Linked DNA regions of Mus musculus: region 2 is linked to region 1. Evidence: chromatin contacts called from ENCODE Hi-C or POLR2A ChIA-PET data. All regions are on one chromosome and are shown on one strand. The core of a region is the stretch at or near the end of the contact, and the rest is flanking DNA. Distances in the headings are between cores, read along the strand shown.

Region 1 (3,648 bases), core at 436-2,935:
CGTGGGGACTGCTGGGAACACATATGCTAGCATGTCATTTGGAGGTCTGCTAATATGCTGAAGGAGCCCAAGACATTTTGCCTGGCTTCCTGGGCCAACAAACAATGTCATTCCAACTCTTGAAGCAGTCAACAGAAAACAGTCCCTTTCTCCACCGTCCAATAATTCAACAAACATTTGTTCCTGTTGAACCACCACCAGCCTAGCTCCATCTGTACCAACTCCTGCGAGACAAGTACCGAGGCGGCAGAGGCGGCAGCGGCAGCACAAATGGGGCCAGGACCTGAATGCAACCCACGACGGGGGCCACTTTCCCAACACCAGAGTCCCAATTTTACCGTATGGAAAACTCAAGAGTGTGGCCTATAGGAGGCAGAATCCCATTCACCAAATGCTGCAAAGAGCTTTTCTTTGTTCGCCATGGTACTAAGTACAGTACGTGTTAACGAACCCGGCGGTCAGGAGCATCAGGGGGCGTCCAAAGGCGAGGGTCCAGAACAAGCCTGCCCACGCAATTCCAGGCCCTTGTCCCACTCACCCGCAAGCACTGTTCCCCTAGTCTGAGGGTAGAAGAGGAGCTTGTGTATGTGGGGGCGGGAGGGGGGGTCGAGAAAACACTTGGGTCAACTCAAATCACCCTCTTCGGATTCTGGGTTTCCAAGTCTCTTTGGTCCCGGTTCCACCAAGTGAAACCCCTAGCTGGCAACCTGACTCCCACCGGCTAGCAAACCAAGGATTGGCAGAAAGAAAAAAAAAAAAATGTGACTAGGCTAGTATCCTGTGACGGACGGCCCTCTTCGCCATGTGCAAAAACCACGCCGGCACAGGCGACCCCCCACTCCTCAAGCCCTGGCCTCGGCCACGCCGCCTGCTTCCCCCTCCCTAGGCAGAGCGCCCTCTCACCCCCATCGACACCGCGCGGGTCAGTCGTGTAGCCTTGGAGTCGTCCCTGCGCGCCCGCATCCCAGGGGTGGCGGGTGTAAACTTCCGTGAACAAAAGAGTTGTCTGCAAACGATGCGGAACTTCGGGGCTCAGCGCCTTCGCTGCTGCCACAAGCCAGGGCTCAAGTTGAGCCTCAAAGGAGGAGGCTGCTCGGGACGCAGCCGTCTCCGCGGCCGTCCGCTGGGTCGGCGGAGCGCAGACTTTTCGGCAGCGCTAGGTTTGCTCGTCCCCCGCCAGCGCGCTGACAAGTCTCACGCCTGCACCAGGGCGAGCAAGAGTCGGCGCCGGTAGAAACCACCGGATCCGCCGTATAACAAGGAGACAGGGAGAAAGAAAGCCAGCAGCATTAAGGAAGGAAAGAGCGAGCGCAGCGCACGCGAGCCCAACTTCCCCCGCCGCCGCCGCCGCCGGGGAGCTCGCACCGACCCCACTCCGGACCAGCCCCCTGGCGCGGTTGCCCGGCCGGGTCGCTTACTGTGCGCGCCGGACGCGGGCCGTCACTGCAAGCGCTCGCCAAGTCGTCCGGGCTGCACGCCCGCGTCCGCCGTGCGCACGCTCTCCGGCCGGCGCCGAGCGCTTTGTACCGAGCGACTCCCGGGGAGGAGGAAATCGACTTGTCACTTCCTGAACTGTTTGCAACTCGTCCCTTTAACCGACCTCGGCCAGGCCGCCAATGCCCACTGCTGCCGCCGGGCAGCTCGACCGCGGCTGCGTGAACTCGGTGGCGCTGTGCGGGCGGCGTCGCGGCCGGGGCGCCCGGCGTGCCGCTACGAGGTGCAGTGCGCGCAGCCGCCGGTGGGCGGGGAGAGGGGGGGGGGTCCACGGCGCGCCTCCGTCAGTGTGGCCGGGTGTCCAGTGAACCCGCACCACGCACCTCTCACGCCTGGATGCCGGGGCTCAGGGAAGTAGCACCGCACAAGTCAGGATTGAAACTCAGGCCTCGTGGGCTTCAGATGGCCAGCTTCCGGGTTTGGCTTAGCAGTTTAAAAGAATCTGTGGCGAACAAGACCGCAAAGGGAGGTGGCACGGACTCTGGTGCGGTCACACTTTAGGATAATAAAGCACTGTTCCTGACTCTGGGTGCAATCGAATTTGAGGAATTTGTACTTCAGATGCCACATCCAAAATACATGCAACTGGGGAAGGAAGGATTTGCGGTTGCTAAGCAGAGGCAGGGCATGTTTAGTTCTGTAACTTAGGATGTTGACTCAAGTGCAGGAATGTAACCCTGATAGAATAAGCAGAGTATTTTCATTGTGCAGCTCACCTGGGGGGGGAGGGGATAACGTTCCTTGTGAAATGAAGTCCTAGATTTCCCATCACTCCTTCCTGCTGATGTGTGTTATTAACCTTATCCAAAAAGATTTTTAAGAGTTTTTTTTAAGACTCTATGCCTGTTTTGCGTTCCCCTTTGCCAAAAAAACAAAACACCTCATTACTTTACATGGATTGTGTCTGCACCGTTTGAATGGTTCTATTCATAAATCAGGAAACTTTTTCTGTTGCTTCGAGGAACATTTAATTGGTTTTAATCCAATGTTGCAATCCTAGTATCAAACATAAATGAACAATTAACTTTTTGAGTTTGTGTGCACTTGGGAAACTATTAGATTTCATGGCTATTGCTGAAATATTTCAGTTTGTGACCACACTGGACCTATTCTTTTCAGAAAGGCATAAGCTAACATATTTCACACTAACTACAGCTCATTTCAGAGACTCTGCCATAAGATGAAGATGCTCATCAGAAGGAAGGATGTGTGTTCACCTCAGAGAGATGATTCGAACATAATCAAATCACTCTAAGAAGGCCAAGTGTGCTAATACACAGACTACAAAGATGCTAATATCCATAATACATTACTTCCTTTTAAGAAACATGTTAAGGGCTATGTTTTTTTTTTTTTTAAAGGAATAAGAACCACATGTTCTGTCAAAAGAAGGCAGGCACATGGGCAAAGCAGAGGCTACTATAATACACTTACGGTCACTTCCCAAAAGCCACCTGATCACAGCACTACCACCTTAGCCTCCAAGCTCTGTAAGAATAGAATTTAATGCACTTAGCTTTTTTTATTGGGAGGCCTAGAGTGACTCCTGCTGGCAAACATTCCATTTATCCCTGCAATTACTAGTTCATCAGGTCAACTTAAAAAAATCAAGATGCCAGGGGTCCTAAGCCTGGAAACAATTATCGCAGCCATTACTCTTGTTGCTTTCAGAACCATGTTAGTCTCATGAAATTCCACGGATGGGGGTCACGGGAGCTCCTCTGCGCCAACACCTCAGTTCCAACCCTAAACAGCCTGTTTTTCTGGTTCTTAGCCTTTCTTGACCTTGCCTAGGACTAAAATCCCTCCTTAAGGAGCTGGGTAACCAACGGAGTTGTCTAAGTCTGAATCTTCAAGACTAAAAAGACACACACACATTAAGGCTTTTGCCAGTCTTCCATACACGTCATCACATCTTGGTTTCTTAATGCTAAATGTGATGGCTCTTTATTATAAAAAGTCCTGTCCATTAGGTTGCTGTATTAAAGTTCTGTTTACTTCAGGACAGACACAAACCCAGTCAACTGCATGTAAGATTAGGTAAGCAGCAGCTGGGAAGAGGAAGCTCTGTCTAGTCTTTATTCGTGTCTAAATGGTCAACCAAATCAGAACCAGACGTAGAGTACAGCCAGACACCTAAACGCAAATTCACAG
Region 2 (3,648 bases), core at 699-3,198, 47 kb before region 1:
TGCACCCAGTTCACAAGTGTGAACTTTATACAACAGTGAGAATGTGTGAACAAATATGTGTGTGTGTGTGTGGGGGGGGTCAGCACATCACTTTACCTATGGATAGGAGGATGAACCACACAGGCATAAATATACCATGGGCCCAGCTCTCCCACAAGTGAACCACATGATCAAAATCCCTTCCAAAGCTGAGGCTCAAGGACTGAGCCTTAAGTTTCTGACCATCTACTCTTTGAGAGAAAGAGACACGTACAGCAGATTAACATTTTATAGGAGCCAGTCCTGCTGCCCTGACCACAGAGAGGAGAGGCTGCTGGGTATGCAGATTTTGAGTTTTAAGAACGAAAAGCACTTGGAGGAACACAAATAGAATTTGACCTCAAATGTTCTTGTTTCCATTTCTGCACTTAGACTGGGAAATTCCCAGGGGCCCAGATTCTTGAGGGACTATAAGACTTCTTATGTTCAAAAGATAGAGGAGTTTTACAGCCCTGGAGATCTCAGTGCTGTGTTTTTGATATTCTTTTAAAGTGGTATACAGTCATAACACAATGAGGTCTCTAGATAAGTAGTTACATACAGACTCAAGAGATCTGATTCTTGCAGCCTTCAAAACCCCAGGAAGCAAAGCCACCAGCCAGCCCTGTGGCTGACTCACTCCTGGATTTCGTACCTGTCTACTTGTGCTGACAGTGAGGTGCAGTTATGTATTGGCTCCCCCACCCCAAGGCTGTGGTGTGCTAACTTGGCCCCAGGGCTGCAAAGACCGTCTGTTTTGGGCAGAAGCTCACCAGCCCTTTAAGTGTGAGACTAAAGGCAGCTTTGCTAAACTGATCTGTTGACAAGAACATCAATGGGCAAGCTAGGCAATAACTTGAGCCTTCCCCCAAGGTCTTACCTGGTTAGTTGGTTATTTGATTTAAAAAAAAAAAAAAAAAACCAGAGCGCTCAGGCTGACTTGAAACTCACTATGAAACCCAGCCTGGATTTGAACTTGCTGTAATCCTCCTCTCTGAGCCTCTCAGATGATGGGATTACAGTCATCACATTTGGCTCTCTCATCTGCTTTTAATGAAGTGTAGATAGAAGCTGTCACCAGAATGGAAACTTACTAGAAGCTGAGTCAGGAAAACAGGCTCCTAGGCTTCTCCACTTTAGCCTTTGGCCCTGCCATGTCTTAAGGACAGTCATACAAAACACCAAGTTCATTTCACACAGACAAGAGGGTTAGGAGGGCTGACGGTAGATACTCCACTCAGTCTGATCTGCAAAAACAGGAAGGCTGACCTGCTAGGCTCTAAAAGAAGGGACAAAGATAAGGGTGTAATGGCTACCAGGGCCTTTGCCTCATTAGTAGGGCGGGGACTGCAAATAGCAGCTTGCAGCTTTCACTGCTTTTGGCAAGCCTATAGTCTTGAAAAAAAAAAAAAAAAAGAGGGCAGGGGCTGGTGGGACCACTAAGATTTTAAAACTGCACTGCCCTGAACATTGAAGGCACAGGCCTCTGTTTCTTCATTTGTACAAGGTGCTGTGTCAACCTTGACAAGAGCCTTCAGCTCTACCCCCAAGATCCCAGGAGTACGTACAAATGTCAGGGAAACTAGTATTCTCCATAGCAGCAAAGTTCCAAAGGGCTGGAAAGGCCAGTTTGGCTATTTTTTGATCCCCTCATGTTTGGGGCACATGGAGAGCACATGAGACAGACAGATCTCTAAACTACACACACACACACACCAAGGTTAGCTGCGTTTGTATTAGATAAGGGGACTGAAAGCGAGGACAGCCCTTTAGAAAGCTGTCAATAGATGTGTTACCTCCACACTGGGGGCCCTGTTGAAGCTGAGAGAACATGAGCATGCTCTCTAAGCAACTGTTTACATCCTGGGCCGTCACAGCATCCCTGCCCACTGGTGAAACTGGGCTTCAGAGCAGTGCCATGTGTCCTCGGGGCACACCCAGTTGGCAAACAGCAGACATGAGCATGCTCTGCGGCCCTACAGCCATACTCTTGCGACTAGGACAGGATGTTCCCGACTTGCTCACTGCCTATCCTTCTCCACTGAGAGGCCGACACCCAAAGATAGTGCAGTAGCCATCTCCTGGCCTACAGCACCATGGCAGCCCGCTCCCGCTCCCTCACCTTTGTGAGAGGGCAGCCCAGGAGGCTCACAGACAGCTGTCCTGGGCCAACTCCACTCCTTCCATTCTGTACTTCACTCCACACACACTGTCTGGAACCAATAAAAGGGACATGAACTGAAAAGCATCCTGTGTGGATTTCAAAAATCGCATACATATGTAACCACAACAAGGATCAATTCAAACTGTAAAGAGTTTTTTTTTTTTTTTAAGCAGACACATGTACTTGTATGTGGATGTATTTTTCACTGGAAACAAATCACATACTAGCCTGTATTAGTCCATAAGCAATTTCTTCTAGGAGGTCCTGGCTCAGGGATCACAATCACACATAAACCCCCGGCTGTGTAATGCCGGGATTGCTGGTGGTGGTTTTAATGTTGTTTTGGTCATCTGACCACAATGGAAACTGTCTAGCCCCGAATGCCAGCTTCTCCACACAGGTACAAGCACAGGCCATTTTCAGTGATCAACTGAGGTTGAGTTAAGAACCCAAAGCCTGCTGAATCTCAACGTGAAATCTCTTAGCCCTGTGCAGCTCAACACAGCCAACTGTTTTCCTGAGGAACTCCATTCAGAGAGTGCCCCGGGGAACAACCCTTTTATGTACAGAGTAGACGTTAACAGCCGAGTAATTAAACACTGAAAGTGGGGCTTATAATTAAAATGCTGACAAACCTGAAGCCGAGCGCACAAGTCAGCCGCTCTAATGTTTTTACAATTCCTTTTTATACATAATGTATGATCCTTCTGCTCAAGTTTCCTCTATGTTCCTTGTCTGTGAAATAATTTACATTAATAAATAATTTATTACCATAACTCCTGAAGTAATTATGGGTTTTCATCCCTTTTTTTTTCTTTTTAAAGCATATGAATTGTTTTGTTCCCTGTCCACTGGCGTGTATTTACACGATTCTTCCTAGTGGCCTTTTGGGAATAACTGGTGTTGCTCTCACTTTCTCACATTTTATGTGATTTCTAATCTCCTGGCCTGAGTGGTGAGAAAGACGGAATGTGTGGTGTCTACAATCCTGATGAAATAGGGCTCATTTAACGGCTGCAATTAGCCAAAGGTAATGAGTGGGCCTGTATTCACCCCAGTTGCCCTGTTTTATCAGAAAGAAAGAAAAAGAAAGAAAGAAAGAGGAAGAGGAGGAGGAGGAAGAGGAGGAAGAAGATGGTGGCAGCAGCACATGTAACCACAAGCAAGCATGAAGCAAGCATCTCTTAGAGGGTCCCAGGCTCAGGCTGGATGTCACATGCAGCCCCTGCTTCACTACACCCAGGAGGACAACCCTCCCACACTTCCTGAACACACCAGAGGTAGGTAGATGTAAGGAAGGGCGCTGCTCTCAGCCCAGATGGCAGGCTGGGAGCTGCCACTCAACTCGTCATGAGTAGATGCCTCACTGGAAATTCTGCCTCAGCACAGAGGTGGGCGGGAAAGATCTGGAGGTGAGAATGGAACCCTGTTATCTGCTAGGAGGAGCTGGCCTGGCACCCTAAGAA

The links. A loop is a pair of places that touch in the nucleus more often than their neighbours do. ChIA-PET counts read pairs that join two places held with the same protein, here RNA polymerase II (POLR2A).
Region 2: a loop to region 1 is called in a map of left cerebral cortex, with 7 times the contacts of the local background. The contact joins the enhancer-like site here to the promoter of Fam53b in region 1. A Hi-C loop is called at or near these places in 18 of 37 maps with a recorded cell type or tissue (CH12.LX, T-helper 1 cell, T-helper 17 cell and 7 more). POLR2A ChIA-PET finds 5 or more read pairs at or near these places in 4 of 5 experiments (Patski and embryonic stem cell).

What each region holds. Positions count from the first base shown.
Region 1 is chr7:132,812,163-132,815,810 of GRCm38, forward strand. It overlaps Fam53b (family with sequence similarity 53, member B), which reads right to left and starts at 1,686. Exons shown (of 5, transcript NM_001381858.1): 1 at 1,419-1,686.
Region 2 is chr7:132,764,688-132,768,335 of GRCm38, forward strand. The region is part of intron 3 of Fam53b (family with sequence similarity 53, member B); the gene reads right to left. Among named protein-coding and RNA genes, the nearest start is that of Fam53b, 47 kb to the right of the region's middle. Within about 2 kb of position 1,949, at least 1 of the 3 ENCODE cell types and tissues checked has a DNase peak (open chromatin) inside an H3K27ac peak, as active enhancers do; it is heart, where a contact is called at or near this core.